Linked DNA regions of Homo sapiens: region 2 is linked to region 1. The links are chromatin loops, found by intact Hi-C in ENCODE. Cell type or tissue: endothelial cell of umbilical vein. All regions are shown on one strand. Links, peaks and the distances in the headings refer to the core of each region. The heading gives the core; the rest is flanking DNA. Region 1 holds the start of LOC124904916 (a long non-coding RNA gene). Region 2 overlaps CDH22 (cadherin 22).

Region 1 (8,323 bases), core at 39-8,038:
TGCGTGGGGGAGGGAGGCGCGGAGAGAGGCGCACGGGTGGAGAGAAACAGGCACGGAGCCAAAGAGCCAAGGAAGCAGATGTGAGAACAGTCAATGAGACAGGCAGGCGAGCCAGGCCAATAAGGGAGAGAACCAGGAGGGACAGACACAGAGGCGGGCACTGCACTGGCGGGGTCTCCGCGCTGCTGGCTGCAGCCACACTGGCTCCCTGATCTCTCGACTGGGCCATCCCTGTGCCCAGGACTCCCCCAGTCTTCTCCCTGCACCCCCTTCCCTCTCATCATCTCCCTTGGTGTTCCGCTAGACACCTCAAACTTAAGTTCAGAACTGGGTTCCTGGTCTCTCCATCAAAAGAAAAAAAAAACCCACCAGTTTGCCTGCCGTTATCTCCATCTTGGGAATGACAGCTCTATCCTTCCAGTTGTTTAGGTTAAAAACGTTGGAGGCATCCTTGCCTCCTCTCATTCTCTCATGCCTCCCTTCAATCCATTAGCGAATTCTGCTGTCTCTACCTTAAAAATGGATCCAGAATCTGACCACTTCTCACCACCTCTGCTGCTACCACCTTGGTCCCGACCACCGTTTTCTCTTGCCTGGAGTATTGCAGTTGCCTCCTTGCTGGTGTCCCTGATTCTGTCCTCACCCCTCTTTAACCTAGAATTGTTGCAGGAGCCAGCCTGATCCTGCTCAAATGTGAACTAGAGCCTGGCCCTGCTCTGCCCAAGCCCTCCAAAGACACCTACTAGGCTCAGAATAAAAGCCCAAGCCCTTACAATGACAGCTCTGGCCTCCCTGAACCTCTCAGACCACACCTCCCTCTCCTTTCCAGTCCACTCTGCTGCAACCACACTGGCCCCCTCACAGCCTTGCAAACACACCACGCTCATCTGCACTCTGGGCCTGTGCTACAGCGGATCCCTCGGCCTAGAACGTTCTCGCCCTAATAGCCCCCATAGTTCGCTCTCTCACTTCCTCCAGGTCTTTGCTCAAAAGTCATCTTCTCAGTGAGACCTTCTCTGGCCACTCTTCCTAAAATTTCAACTCCACCCCAACCCTTAGCCCTGACTCTTCCTATCCCCTGTCTTCCTCTGCTGCTTCCTTATTACCTTTCATCACCATCTGACATGCTACCTGCTTTTCTGATTACCTTTTTTGTCTCTCCTACTGAAAGGTAAGCTGTCTGAGGGTAGGGATTTACGTCTATTTGTTCACCACTATACCCATAGGGCCTAGCCCAGGCCTCAGCACTCAGTGGACACGTGCTGAATATGTGGTGAATTAATGATATGTAAAAATAGAGGCCGGGTGTGGTGGCTCATGCCTGTAATCCCAGCACTTTGGGAGGCCGAGGCGGGCAGATCACCCGAGGTCAGGAGTTTGAGACCAGCCTGACCAACATGGTGAAACCCCGTCTCTACTAAAAATACAAAATTAGCCGGGTGTGGTAGCGCACACCTGTAGTCACAGCTACTCTGGAGGCTGAGGCAGGAGAATCGCTTGAACCCGGAGGCAGGGGTTGCAGTGAGCCGAGATTGCACCATTGCACTCTAGCCTGGGCAACGAGAGCAAAACTGTCTCAAAATAAATAAATTAATTAATTAATTAAAATAAACTAAAAAATAAAAATAAAGACTGAAAAAAGAGGCAGAAAAACAGACTCACAGAGATGTAGAGAGACCAACAATGAGAGGAAGAGACTGGAGAGAAAGAAAAGCCCATAAAAAGAGGACAGGAGGGACTGACCTGGCAATGTGGAAACAGAAGGGCACCTTGGAGAGGAAACCAGAAAAGGGAAGAAATAGACACAGACACAGGCAAGCCAGAGGCAGAGCAGGGATGGGGCAGCTGGGGTCCCTGGAAGGGTCTGGGAGCTGTAAGTATTGGGGAGTCTCTGACAGTAGCCTAGGCTGGAAGATGTTCAGATAGAAGAGGGAAGAAAGGCTGTAGAAGAAACTGATCCAGAGGAGGAGGTTAGGGGCTGGGGGGATGGCCAGTGTTAGAGGGATGGGAAGGAGGCACTGGGGCTCCCTGATTCATTCCCAAAACCCCTGTACCTATTCAATGAGTAACCCCTGAGCTGACTATGAGCCTAGCCCTGTGCTGGGCATTGAGGAGAGGGGGAGGGAAAGTTTATTTGAGGACCTCTGCATTGTGCAACTCCAGAGGGCAACGTTCCGTCATTGTCTGTCTGAATGGCTCTATCAGGATTGTGCAGTGCACAGCCTGTTCAACCTTACATGGCAGCCCTAAGTGAGACACACAGATGCTATCCTGCTTAACTGTTCATGGATTCTCAGACTGGGAGATAGCCCCAGGAGTCTGGGAAGACTTCTGAAGGAGGCAGGAATTGACCTGACCTAGGTATCTGGGTATGGTGTAAATATCAGGAGAGGCACATTCCAGACAGACGAACAGCTTGTGCAGAGGTATACAGGCAGAGGAGTGGTTGGTGTGCCTGAAGAAGAGCAGACTGTGATCGCTACAGGGGGCCGGGAAAGATGAGGCACAAAAGTGAAGTCTAACAGGGCCTCAGAGGCAGGCTGAGGAGCTCAGACTCTGTCCTGAAGCCGAGAATGCCCACGCTACTTTCACTACACTCGCTGCCAATGCCATCCTGTCACTGCCTCTGAACTCCTCCACTCCCTTCCACCCGGGCTGGTGGCATAGTCTCTGAACAACCCCCTTGGCCTCTGGCCTGGGCCCAGACCTCTCCAGGAAGGGCACTGTCACCTCTGTTTGTCTGGGAGTTGAGGCCCAGGGAGGGGAGGAGGATTCTGCAGGCTCTCCCAGGGAGGTAAGAACACGGAGCGGGAGGCGAGTCCTTGGCCCCAGGTCAGTCCTCCCATCTGCCAGCTCCCCTCCTCTCCAATTCCACTCTCCACACCCCCTCTCAGTCCTCTTCCTCCTCCCCGCTTTGGCTCCCTTCCCTCCTGCTTTTATCTGCACTGAAAGGGCCAACTTTGAAACCTGCTTCTCACCTTCTTTCATCTCTCTTTGCCGGCCCCTTCCCTGGGGCTCCTCAGATGTGGAGGCAGTGAGGAGCTGGAGACTGGTCCAATTTAACACCACAAACATTTACCCAGCTCCTCCTCCATGCCAGGCCCTGAGCCAGGCCTGGGGACACCAAGATGACTCAGCCAAGGACAGAACTGGGGTGGAGCTCCCAGACTGTGGGGTACAAAAATGGAAATGGGAGGCCATTGAGGGTCTGTGGGAGACAGAGAAGGGGTCCTCACAGGCCATGTGTGCTGCCAGAGTCCAGCTCGCTCTAAGGGTTCCATTCTGGCAGCACCTGCGTTCTCAGGGTCACAGGCTTAGGCAGCAACTCCGCATTGAGTTGTGCCCGGCACTGTTCTGTGCAGTGAGGAAGCAGAGATGATAAAACAGGATCCCTGCCCACGTGGAGTTTGCCTTCTCCTGCAGAGAGACAGACAGCAAATGGTTAAATGGAATAACTGCTGAAAGCACTATGAAGAAAATAGAGTGATAGGATAAGGAGGGATTGGGGCCACAGAGGGCCACTTTGAATTGAGTGGTCAGGGATGTGACACATGAGCTGAGATCAGAATGATGGGGAGCCATCCATGCAAAAATGTGAGGAAAAGCATTCCAGGTAGAGGGAACAGCAAGCAGAATGGCCCTGAGGCAGGAACAAGCTTGGCGTGTCCCTGGAAATGAAGACATGAGGTGGCATCCTGGGAGACTTTGCCTAGCATGGTTTGCAGGGCACAGTGAGTGCCTGGAAATTATAGGAAAGCAGACAGTACAGAGAGATTTTTTCTTAGCATCTGCACTGGAGATAGTAGAAGGTGCCTCATGTTACTACATTTACCCTTCAGAGGGTATTGTACTCATTTGACAGACGAAGAAACTGAGAGTCAGAGAGGGGAAATGACTTCCCAAAGCCACCCAGCTCAAAAGGGGAAGCACCGGGGTTTGACCCATGACTCACCACTTCCTGAATCCAGCCTTTGGCCATTTCACTCCTGCTTCTTACTCTCCTTGTGGTTAGTGCAGTTCCTAAACTGGTGCAGCGTCCTCCCCTGTGCACTGGCCACAGAGATGATGGCCTCAGACATGGGCCAGTGGGAAAGCTTGGCCCGTGTGAACGAATCCAGTGACAGGTCCAGGTCCAAGTGGGCTTGGGCTGAGGCAGGGGCTTGAGGAGCTCCAGGGAGGGGTGAGTAGTTTATGCACCAGGAAGGGGAGTGACAGAGGTTTGCCCCAAAAGGCCCCTGCAAGGGGACGAAGAGGACAAGGCTTGGAATGGGGAGAGTGTGCCCCAGGTTGGAGTGATGGGGAGGAGAGATGGCAGGGACAGAATCATGGAGCCAGGAGGTTAAGTTCAGGAGCAGCGAGACCAGCTGGACAAGCTCACGACAAGGGACAAGGGAGCACTTGGAGACAGGCTGCGAAGGACATTGAATGCCACATGAAGAAGTGGGACTTTATCCTCTAGGCAGTGGGAAGCCTTAGAAGGCTTGAGAAGGAGGCAGGAAAGTGCTCAGATGGGCCCACCTCTCAGTTAGGCAGGTTTGCAGATAGACTGGCCATTTATCAGCCCAGCCACGTTCCTACCTAGCCCCATTGTGAGTCTCCTTTGATCATCAAAAACAGCTAGTCCACACTGCAGCAGAGGAAGCGAACACTTCCTTTCTCCACCCAGCACTCCACAGTGTGGTGCAGCAGAAACTGCAAGGGCTTTGAAATCAGAGGAGACCTGGGTTCAAATCCCAGCTCAGTTGTGGAGTCTTGGGCAAGTCAATGCACCCCCTCTGAGCCTCGGTTTCCCCATCTCTAAAATAGACATCATAATAGTATGTGCCTCATTCATAGGTATTAAATGTCTACCACATACCAAGTTCTGTGCCTGGTGCTCTCAGGGTTGGAAGAAGGATTAAGTGCTTAGCATATAGCAGGCCCTCGAGAAATGGTCATTACCATTTTTCTTGGTGGTCTGCACACCCATTTTTTCCCTTTCATTCTGCAACTAGTGTTAACCACATACAATTTTCCAGGCATCATGTGTGGGCTTTTCTGTATATGCCTAAAGGGAGTGGGGGAAAAGAGTCACAGATAGGGTGGAGTGAGCAGAAAGGAATCCCTTGGTTGGGACAGTGGAGCAGGAGGCAGGCTGCTTTGTTTTGGAAGAGGCTCCCGAACTACACCCCGACACACACACACGAGCAGCTTGGGCGGCAGCTGCATCATTCAGTCAGCTGCTCGTATGTTCATGCACTCACACACAGGCACACCAGAAAGCCTGTATGTGCATAAGCCTGCAGCCTTCCCTATTTATTATGCCTGCATGCATTATATATGCACATATTTATGTAGAGGAAAACCACACGTGCACCCCAGCCAGGAAGCAGCACCCTCCCCATTTTCTCCACCCTAACCTTGACAACAGCAGCATTTTGTGCTGTTGCTAACACAGAAATGCTAGCAGGTGTACCTGGCTGGCTCCTTAAGAGGATGCTGTTAGACCTCCGGCTCTGAACAGACATGGGAGCTTGGCTCTGCCACTAACTAGCCCTGTGTGACCCAGGGCAAGATACCTGGCTTCTCCGAGCCTCAGTTTCCTCCTCTGTAAAATGAGAGTGATGACAGTATCTGAGGATTCGAAGAGCTCATGATACAAAGTCTTGCTCAACAAAGAAAAGTAAGAGCTAGTCTGTACACCAAGAACCATCTTAAGGATTTCTTGGTAGTCACTTGTCCGAACCTCACAACCAGCCTGTGAGGTAGGTATTACTATCTCTGTCTCTCTCTCTTTTTTTTTTTTTTTTTTTTTTTTTGAGACAGAGTCTCACACTATCTCCCCAGCCAGAGTGCAATGGCGCGATCTTGGCTCACTGCAATCTCTGCCTCCCGGGTTCATGCAATTCTCCTGCCTCAGCCTCATGAGTAGCTGGGATTACAGGCACATGCCACCACACCCAGCTAATTTTTTGTATTTTTAGTAGAGACGGAGTTTCACCACGTTGGCCAGGCTGGTCTCAAACTCCTGACCTCGTGATCCTCCCGCCTCAGCCTCCCAAAGTGCTGGGATTATAGGTGTGAGCCACCCTGCCCGGCCTACTATCTCCATTTTTAAGAGAAGGAAACTGAAGAACAGAGAGATTAGGTGACTTGCCCAAGGTCACACATCTAGGTTTCAAACCTAGGCAGATGGGCATCAGATCTGCACCCCTAAGCACCATTCCCAGGCCTCCCTTGCATGTGTGGGTGCACACACACACGAGCTGCCACAAACTCATATTCTCTCCCTATTCCCCCAGCCTCACCTGTTCTAGTTCCCCTTGCTGCCCTTCAGGTTGTTGTCACCAAATGAGAAGTAGGACTGCAAAATTTAAGCAGAACCTTCTAGACCCACAGCTTCCTCCTGTCCTTCTCAGACTACTGTGTCCCTACATCTTACCTCCCCGCCCCCAGGCATGCAAGCCACACACTGGGTTGGGGGGACTCCTGTGTACTCCCTGCCAGACATCTCTGAATAATAATTACAGTGACAATAGTTCCCATTCATGGAGTAATTTTCCTGGAACTCAGCTAGGCACCTTACATGCGTTTCATTCTCCCGACAACTTACAAAGTAGGATTATCATCTCTATTTTGCTGGGAATTAAAGATGGAAGTGACTTGCCTGGGGGCAATGCAGACCTGGATCCAGACCCAGGGCTGAGCTGCTGCCTCTTGAGCCACTGCTCAACTATAATGCACAATCTCACACACACAGGAACACCACTCACATATTCACGCCACACAAAACACACACTGTCCACCCACAACACAGACCAAATACACAACCCATGCGAGCACTACACGTGAGCTGCACAAGCTTCGCCCCCACCCCACCCCTCCACCCCTAAGTTTGCCAGGCCACAGTCCCTGCCACACACTGCTTCCTCCCACCCCTCCCTGCTTCCCTCCCTCCCACTCACTCTCTGGCTCCCTGAGCTGGAATAAAAACACCTGGGCTCAGCCAGCCAAACTGACCCCCAGCCCCAGGTCTTTAGCTAGTTAATGGCGGGTCCCCGCTGCCCCCGCCCTATGGCCTTAGGAACAGCTGCCTCCATTTAGATTCCAGCCCCTCCCTTCCCCTCGAGGAAAGAACAAAAGAGAAAAACAGGGCAAAGGAGAAGGAGGAAGAGGAGGAGGAGGAGCAGCAGCAGCATGGAGGGAGGAGAGAGGAGACAGCTCTGAGCCAAGAAGGGAGGAGAAACAACAAGAAGGCAGTTGGCATCCTCCCATCAGCCCGGCCTCTCGCCCAGCCCTGACGAGGGATCAGAAGCCCAGGCTATGTCATGTCTCTGGTCCTCTCCTGGCCTCTATCCTCCAACCTGTAGAATGGGAGGAGGTCTCCAAAGTTCTTTCCAGCTGAGCTGATGATGCTCAAGAGCCTCCTTCAACCTCCTTTGGACTCAGATATCTGATGGGGCCAGGCTGGGGCAAAGGGGACCCTGAAGCTTCATGCATCGAGGATTTGGCTGGTTCAACTTTGGATGGGCTGTCGGTCAGGCTAAAAAGAACTCTGGCGGCCGGGCATGGTGGCTCACACCTGTAATCCCAGCACTTTGGGAGGCCGAGGCGGGCGGATCACAAGGTCAGGAGATTGAGACCATCCTGGCTAACAAGGTGAAACCCCGTCTCTACTAAAAATACAAAAAATTAGCCGGGCGTGGTGGCGGGCGCCTGTAGTCCCAGCTACTCAGGAGTCTGAGGCAGGAGAATGGCATGAACCCAGGAGGCGGAGCTTGCAGTGAGCCGAGATCGCACCACTGCACTCCAGCCTGGGTGACAGAGCAAGACTCCGTCTCAAAAAAAAAAAAAAAATTAAACTCTGGGAGAGAATCCCCAATTTGGTTTCAAATTTCAGTTCTGTGACAGAGTCGCTGTACACCCTTGAGCAGGGCATCGGCATCACTAGCTCATTGTCACCTTTGTATAAATAAGAAACAGGCCCCCCTTTGATACTTCCTGGTCTAGGACACGTGGCTGGGCAAGCAGAAGGCTCGCTGGAATTCACCCCTGCTTCCCCACTTCGGCCTGGTATCTTTGTGCATGACACAACCTGCACAACCATACTTGGCAGCTCTAAGCTTGGCAAGTTTCCTCTCTGGACCTCAGTGTCTTCATCTGTAAAATGGGGGAGATCACATCAGCCTCATAAGATGCCTGACCGAGACCTCTTCTATCTCACTTGCCACTTTATCCCCAGAGTCTAGCACAGACCAGCACAGAGAAGGCACTCAATTAGTGTTTAGGGCATAAAGGAATGAATGGAGGGATGGTTGGGGGAGAAGCAGGCTCCAAACTGTTA
Region 2 (8,323 bases), core at 229-8,228, 51 kb before region 1:
AACTGAGGCTCAGAGAAAGGAAGCAAATTACCAAGGTCATACATACAGTAAAATAATGGAACTGGAACTCAAACTCTGGTCTGACTTTGGATCTCATGGTCTTAGGTCCCCTGAATGTTAAAAGGATTATCAGGAATTTGGGGGAGGAGGCAGGGGTGCAGAAGCCCCAGGCAGCTCCACAAAATCTGTTCTACTTTGTTCTGTCTGGGGGTCGCTCTGTGCAGCCCCACTTCTTGGTCTTGGCAGAGTGAGAGGACAGAAATCCCATGACAGGTAGGATAAGAATACCTTCCCCTGTCCATAGGCGGAAAGCCAGATGACAGGGGAAAGCCAGATGACAAGGGAGAGCCTGGAGCCACCAAGCTGGCAGTCATACAGCCTTGGCAGTGATGTTGCCAGAGCATTGAGAAATCAAGAAAGGACATGCTGGCCATCCAGCCAGACTCCGGAAGTGCAAGCAGCAGCAGTGATGCCCACAGCTGGCAACTCCCCAGTGAGAGGGAAGGTCATATTACCCAACCAGCCTCTGAAGTCTGTCTGGAGCAAGCCTCTCCTGAGTCCCTCCCAGGCCCCAGTTCTGTACTTAGCTCTGCCAGGTATGTGTGTGGGAACGGGGAAAGGGATGGAAGAAGGAGTAGGTGAGGTCTTTGTCCTTCGGAAGTTTGCCATGCAGCTGACAGCAAACCCCAAAGGGAGACCCAGCCAGACAGGCCTGAGGGAGTTCAGAGAAAAGAGAAAGAGAGTCTGGAGGAAGTAGAGGCTGGAAGTGGATTCAAGACCTAGAGTGGCTTAATTCAGTAGTTCCACAACATCTCCAAGGACACAGATTGTTCTGTCTTTTCTTAGTAGGCCTCTTTGGCCTCTTGGTGTTGTTCCCTTCATCAACCAAAAGTGGCTGCTATTGTACCAGCCATCACCTATTTCCACATGCAGAAAACAAAAAGGTCCTCCTTAAGGCATCTCTTTTTTAAGAATAATAAAAATTTCCCAGAAGCTCACAGAAGATATATTTTTATATTTCACTGACCAGAATTGTGTCACATAATACTTTCTAAATCAATTACTGGTAGGGAGAGGAGTCTGGCTCCTATTGGTTTAGACTAGTCACTATTAACAGAGGAGGGGCTGAGCACATGGCCAAGCTGAAGGCAAATGTTGAAATGAAATAGAAACAAGAAAGAAGGATGGGGGATGAATTGGCTGTTTGCAGCCAGCCATGTCCTTTGTATTTCCCATAACTCTTTTTTTTCTCATTTCATTTTTGTTCTTTTTTCTTTTGATAACTTTGGTGCCAACCATCACTCTTTTTATACACCATAAAACCCAGCCAGACTACACTATTCACTGTATCCCATTCATGTCCTAGGTTTCCTCTGCTCATGCTTGTTCTTCCAGTAATTTCCTACTTCATCTCCCTGTGTTCAAATCCTCCTCACCTTTCAAGGATCAGCTCCAATGCCCCCCTCCTCCAGGCAGCCCTCCATGGTTACTCAAGGAGATAGGAGCTCTTCCTCTGAGCCTTCACATCTTGCATGAGTTTCCTACACTTTCCATTTTCCAGGTTTTATTTTTTGTTGTGGGATTTTTTTGTTTGGGTTTAAAAAATATTGGTCTCTCCTGCTCATCTGCGAGCATGTGCATTTAATTTGCAGAGCACTTACAGGTGGTGTGGCACATAGTAGGTCTTCACTAGATTTTGGTTCACTGATAAATGAGCAACTGCCAGGGATTTCTCTCATTAGAATCTGGTAATTTGGCCACAAACCTGTTAAGGCTTATTTGTGAAACTTGCCAGGGACCCAGCACAGAACTTGGTACCTAGTAGTTCAATAAGTGTTCATTGAATGGATAAATGAGAAAATGGTACATGTGAGGTGCACTGTAAATGCTGAATGGCTGTTGCCACCCTCTAGATGGTGAGCTCTTTGGGAGAATTATGTCTTTAGGTTTCCATCATCTCAAGAGTACCTAACGGTCTGTCTGGCTCATTAGGGAATGTTCTGTAAGAGTTTGTGGAATGAATTAAGGAATGGATGTCTCTACCCTAGGCTGTGACTGCCTTAAGAACAGGGACCACATCTGGCCTATTTCCAAGGCAGAGAAGAGTCAAGTACACGTAGTGTGGCTGTAATGTGTATGGAAATGCTTCATCGCTATTGGTAAATAGCCGCTGTCCCAAACCCCCTGAAGACCACCCAACCCTGTCACCCTAGCCCCTACCACAGGGATCTCCTGGACCTCCCCTCTTCTTGGCCCCTGGGACCCTGCAGTCAGTGTGGTTGGTGTCTATGCTGCCTCAAGTTGTGAATATTTCTCACATCGTGCCTGCCTCCTGTGTGTGTCCCACAGAGTGACAGAGCCTCAACAGGACCCAGAGCACAGCAGGTGCTCGGTGACTGCCAGAAACTGGAGCTATGGGACTCTTCCCGAGGCTGCTGGGGAGCTGGGAGGCAGGGGGCACACCCAGGGTTGGGGCTGCTCTCCTCTTCCCATACCCACTAGAGAAACCCAGCCCTAGGCAGGAGCAGCAAGGATCTGCCAGGTCACAGGAGCCTGGGCAAGGACAGAGACTCACCTGTCCTGCTAGGGGGCTTAGGGCCCACAGGGGTCCCAGGCAAATGGTGTTGGCTCCGTCACAGTCTGGGCACATGGGGATGAGTCTGGCCGGGCCCTGCGGCAGGAGAGATGGGAAGAGTAGAGGAGGGGGTGCAGGGAGAAGGAGGCTCTTCTGGCCCTCCCCACACAGCTGAAGCTGCCCTGGTGGCATTGTGTGGATGCTGATTTGTGTCCTGAGCCTCAGTCTTGAGCCATCTCTACTGGGATGCGGTTGGGGGGTGGGGGCAACAGGCAAATGAACCTTCACAAATCCCAAGAGGGACCATCGCCCACCCACACATGTCCCCACCTTCCCTCCTCCCAGTTCTCTTGAACCTGTTCCAGTCATGTGTGTGCACCCACTACTCCACCAAGTCACTGCCAGCAAGGTCACTAATGACCTCCGCCCCACTAACTCCAATGGTCAAGTCAAAGTCCACATCTGACCTATCAGTAGGATCACATGATTTATCATCCAAACTGGGGGAACATTATTAACAGTTATGCCGTGGAGCTGTCCCAGGCAAAGTTGGACAGACACTTACCCCTCAATGGCAGCATTCGGCACAGTTCACCACTCCCTCCCTACAGCACTTTCTTCTGTTGGCTCCCAGGATATCTCCCTTTTCCTCCCCTTCTCTCTGTCAGTCTCTTGCTGTTTCCTCCTCATCTCCTGGATCACTGTAGCTGTGGTCCCCCAGCATTTAGTCCCCAGATCTCTTCTCCATCAACAGTCACTCCCTGGTGCTCTCACCCAGTCTCAGCTTTACATGCCACTCAAATTCCCAAATTGCTACCTGCAGCAGGACCTCACCCCTGAACTCCTAGCCATAGGTACAGGAGCCTGCTCCGTATCTCTGCTTTATGCCTAACAGGCTTTCGGGGTTTAACCTGTCCAAAAACTGATTGTAACACATCAAGGTCAGTTCCTGATCACCCCCCAAATCTGCTCTTCCTGCCGTCTTCAGCTCTGAATGAAAGGAAACGCCATCATTGCCGCTGCCCAGGCTGAGGGCATGGTCACACTCAGTTGCTGTCTTCCCTTGAACCCCATTTCTGACCCATCAACATATTCTGTGGCCCAGCCTCACTTTTCAGCATCTCCGCTGCTCCCCCTTGATCAAAGCCCCTGACTAGTCCTCTGCCGAATTATTGAAATATTGCCATAGGCTCCTCCCAACCCCAGCTTCTGACTATCTTAACACAATAGCCAGCATGATTTTTTTTTTTTTTCTTGAGACAAGGCCTCACTGTCACCCAGGCTGGTGTGATCATGTCTCATTGCAGCCTCGACCTCCCCAAGCTCAGGTGATCCTTTTCCACCTCAGACTCCTGAGTAGCTGGGACTACAGGCACATGCCAGCACACCCAGCTAATTTTTCTATTTTTTTGTAGAGACAGGGTTTTGCCATGTTCCCCAGGCTGGTCTTGAACTCCTGGGCTCAAATGATCCAGCTGCCTCAGCCTCCCAAAGTGCTAGGATTACAGGTATGAGCCACCATGCCTGGCCTTTTTTTTTTTTTCTTTTAGAGACAGGGTCTCACTCTGTCACCTAGACTGGAGTGTTAATGGTGTGATCATAGCTCACTGCAGCCTTGAAGTCCTGGGCTCAAGCAATCCTTCTGCCTCAGTCTCCCAAGTAGCTGGGACTACAGGCACATGCCACCATTCCTGGCTAATTTTTTTAAATAGTTTTTTGTAGAGACAGGATCTTGATATGTTGCCCAGGCTGCTCTTGAACCCCTGGCCTCAAGGAATCTTCCTGCCTCAGCCTCCCAAACTGCTGAGATTACAGGCATGAACCACTGCACCCAGCCCGGAATGATCTTTTAAAACATAAGTCAGATCATGTCACTCTTCTGCTCAAACCCTCTTAGGGGTCTCATCTCACTCACAGAAAAATCCCAAGAGAGCCTGTAGGCTCTGACTCCACCCCCACACTCTCTGACCTCATCTGCTGCTGCTTCCCCTGCACTCACTCCACTTCAGCAACACGAGACCCCCGATGTTCCTCCTTCCCACTAGACACATGCTGCTGACCTCAGGGACTTTGCACCTGCTGTTGCCTCAGCTTGAAACCCTCTTCTCCCAGCTTTGTGCACAACCCCTCTGTCCCTCACTTCAGATCTCTGTTTAAATCTCATCTTAATGACAAGGCCTTCCCTGGCTACCCTGTTTAAATGAGTATTTGTAATAACGATGATAGATGGATAAACAGCAAATCCCGCCATCCCCAGAACTTCCTGCCCCTTACTCTGCTTTGCTCTCTCCACTGCACTTGCCATTGTCTGACACGTTATTTGTTTATTGTCTGTGCCCCCACCTGGCAAGGACTCTACCTGTTTCTTTTTGCTGTGCCTAGAACAACACAGAGTGGAAACTCATAAATATTTGTGAAATGAAGGAATGCATATCAGATCGTCATGCACACTCAGTCACATATGTGACTGCAGACACATGTTCGCACGCACACAGAAGCCATAGGCATATATGTAGGCCCATGGGCAGACGGACAGATTATAGGAGGTGAGGCTGAAGTGTGGACAGGGCAGAGCCAACATTTATTGAGCCAGGCCTGGGCTCAGTTTTTAATCCCATTTGGGATTAAACAGCTCTGTGCAGTAGGCTGAGACCTGAGGACCAGGGAAGGCCACCAACGTGCCCCAGGTCTCATGGGAGGCGGTCCCAGGAGAGCTGAATGCAGCTGCAGGACTCCACAGCTGCCTCCCTGGACCAATTTTGAATGCCAGGACAGGGTTCTGTAGTCACCATCCATTCAGGAAAAGCAGCTGGAGCAGGAAAAGGAAGAAGGGAGGAAGGGAGGGAGGAGGCCGACATGTCTGTGGCAGCCCTAGCAGGGCTGTGCAGAGCAGTGAAGAGTTGGCAGGCTGCCAGGGCACCTAGCCAAGATGCCTGAGGGAGGACCTGTAGGCTGAGGTATGAAGGGCCAGGAAGGGGAGGGAGAGGTGAGGATGGGAGGGCCAGGGCTCCACCCTCAAACAGTAGTACAGATTGTGCCCTCACAAGGCGGGGCAGGCTTGCCCTGCCAGTTGTGACTCCGACACTGGGTTGCATTCACCTAGAGGTGCATTTTTTCCCATTCCCCAAAGATGCCTTATGCCTGAGGAGTCCAAGTCCCACGTTTGAGGCACTGCTTTGTCATGATGTATGCTTGGTAGAGTCCTCCTGGGCTCTACTTTCCCCCTCTGTAAAGTGGGGATCTTGGCCAGGCACGGTGGCTCACATCTGTAATCCCAGCACTTTGGGAGGCCGAGGTGGGTGGATCACCTGAGGTCAGGAGTTCAAGAACAGCCTGTGAAACCCCATCTGTACTAAAAATTAAAAAATTAGCCAGGTGTGGTGACATGCACCTGTAATCCCAGCTACTTTGGAGGCTGAGGCAGGAGAACTGCTTGAGCCGGGGAGGCGGAGGTTGCAGGGAGCCGAAATCACGCCACTGCACTCCAGCCTGGGTGACAGAAAGAAATTCCGTCTCAAAAATAAATAAATAAAATTTTAAAAATATATAAAGTTGGGATCTGACTCCAGGCCTTTGCCTTGGACAGCCCTTCTACAACAAGCGTGCCTTCTCCTCCCCAACACCCCAAATTCCACATGTCCAGATGCATCCTGCACTTTAGCTGCAAATGCCATCTCAGCTCATTCCAACCTCTGGACCTTTGCATGCTGTTCCCTCTGTGTGGAACTATTTTGTGCACAGCTCCTTCTCATCCTTCCAGACTCAGCCCAATGCCACCTCCTCTGAGAGGCCCTCCCTCCCTGATACCATATCTTTAACAACGCACTCACTCCATTCCTTCCATCATTCTCCCTCCACTTCGTCCTTCTTTACTTTTCTTCTCAATGTTTACCACTCCCTGAAATTATACTGTAGATTAATTCCTCTATTATCTGTGTCCCCCACCAGAAAGTCAGTTCCATGAGGGCCAGGACTTCAATTTTTTTTTTTTTTTTTTTTTTGAGATGGAATTTCACTTTGTCACCCAGGCTAGAGGGCAGTGGCATGGTCTTGGCTCACTACAACCTCCACCTCCCAGGTTCAAGTGATTTTCCTGTCTGAGCCTCCTGAGTAGCTGGGATTACAGGCACCCACCACCATGCCTGGCTAATTTTTGTATTTTTAGTAGAGATGGGGTTTCACTATGTTTACCTGGCTGGTCTCGAACTCCTGACCTAAAGTGATCCACCTGCCTCGGCCTCCCAAAATGCTGGGATTACAGGCACAAGCCACCTCACTCGGCCAGTACTTCATTTTTTTATTGCTATGTCCCCAGTGCCCAGCACATGGACTGGCATAAGAGAGGTGCTGGTAAACATTTGTGGAAAGAGTGAAGGAATAACAAGAAGAAATGCATCTCTTTGCTGATAGATCGCTGAATAACTGATTGCATCTTGCTGTCTTAAACAGAAAGCGATTGTTAACGTATGTTCAATAAATGAATGAGTGAAAGGATAAAACGCTGTTCTGTCTCCCTGCTTGTAGCAGACCCTCATGTTTGGTGACTGAATGAATGGATCTCTTGCCTCCCATCCTTGTCAAAGGTGTTAGAAACAAAGAAATAAAGGAAAGGAGGGAAGGAGAGCAACAGCTTGGTGCCCGTGAACACTGGCAGATCTCCCCTTGACATGCCACTCCATCGACCTCCACAGCCCTCTCCAGAAGTGACAGCAGCCTCCCTCCAAATTCTCTCTCCCTTCAGCCTCTCCCCTCCTCTGCATCCCTGCAGGGCTGTGATGGGCCCTGGAGCTGCTTGTTGGAGTTGGGGGAACAGTTCCCATGGGGCACGCAGGGAAGCCATACGCTCCAGGAAATGAAGGCTTTGGAGCTGCACCTCCTCCTCACCCATAACTCCAGTCTCATTACGACCAGCCCAGGTCATAATGCAGGGAATCAAAGCCGGATCCCTGGAGGTGGCAGCACAGAGCAGGGCTTGCGGAGCAGGGCTGCCAGGGTTGGGAAGCCTCGTGCCCAGGCCCATAGAAGTCATACCAGGCAGGGTATGTTCACCACAGGATCATGGGTCCTCCTGACCCCATGAGTTCAGGCTTGGACCTATAGGGAAAGAGGGAACAGCGTGTTCCAGACCCCTCCCTCCATCCCTCCCTATGGAGTGTGGACGTTTTCCCACTCTCATTGCCCAGAACTACAGCTTAACCCCTTCACCGTCACCCTCACCTTCCAGCAATGACTCCCCACCCTGAAACTCCTTCCATAAAGATTTTCCGGAGGAGATGCTAGAAAAAAAAGCACTGGGGAATTAGGCATCTGCAAAATAGGCATAAGACAATTTTCAGAGTTGTGATTCCCGTGAGTTAAAGGGAAGGGCATTGCCCACTGTGATGCTGGGTTAAAGAAGGTGGTCTGCGTTTCTTCCTCCCTAGAGTTAGGCCACTTTCTTTGTTCTCAGGAAGATCTGGCTAGGGCCAGGTCAGCCTCCCACCCCAACCCACTACACACCATCTGCCCAAACACACACCCCTGCTCACAATCTAACTCCCCAAACTGGCCAGACCACTCAGCCACCATGCACACTCCTCTGCCTGAAATGCCCATCCCTTTCTTCCCATCTGCTCAGATGCCGCCTCCTCCAAGAAGTAACCCTGATTGTCTCCCGCCTACTTTCCCTTTCCAAACACCCGAGCTCAGTCCCTTCCCTGAGCCCCACAGGTCTCAGGTTGTCCACACAGACACTTTTATAGCCCCGAT

What was found. A loop is a pair of places that touch in the nucleus more often than their neighbours do. Peaks named below come from ENCODE experiments on the same cell type or tissue, not always from the same donor. Only the 100,000 strongest peaks of a DNase experiment are listed, where the experiment ranks them.
Region 2: a loop joins it to region 1, with 2.1 times the contacts of the local background. A loop is called at or near these places in 5 of 110 quality-filtered maps.

What each region holds. Positions count from the first base shown.
Region 1 is chr20:46,201,869-46,210,191 of GRCh38, reverse strand. All of the region lies in intron 7 of CDH22 (cadherin 22), which reads left to right. It overlaps LOC124904916 (a long non-coding RNA gene), which reads right to left and starts at 5,331. Exons shown (of 3, transcript XR_007067611.1): 1 at 3,953-5,331; 2 at 2,979-3,417. RefSeq lists a silencer at 1,948-2,242 and an enhancer at 4,003-4,082. In endothelial cell of umbilical vein, for the core only: no CTCF peak of the experiment used is centred there; a DNase peak (open chromatin) is centred at 3,951; H3K27me3 peaks cover 312 bases.
Region 2 is chr20:46,252,808-46,261,130 of GRCh38, reverse strand. All of the region lies in intron 1 of CDH22 (cadherin 22), which reads left to right. Among named protein-coding and RNA genes, the nearest start is that of CDH22, 52 kb to the left of the region's middle. RefSeq lists an enhancer at 2,534-3,034. In endothelial cell of umbilical vein, for the core only: no CTCF peak of the experiment used is centred there; no DNase peak of the experiment used is centred there; H3K27me3 peaks cover 282 bases.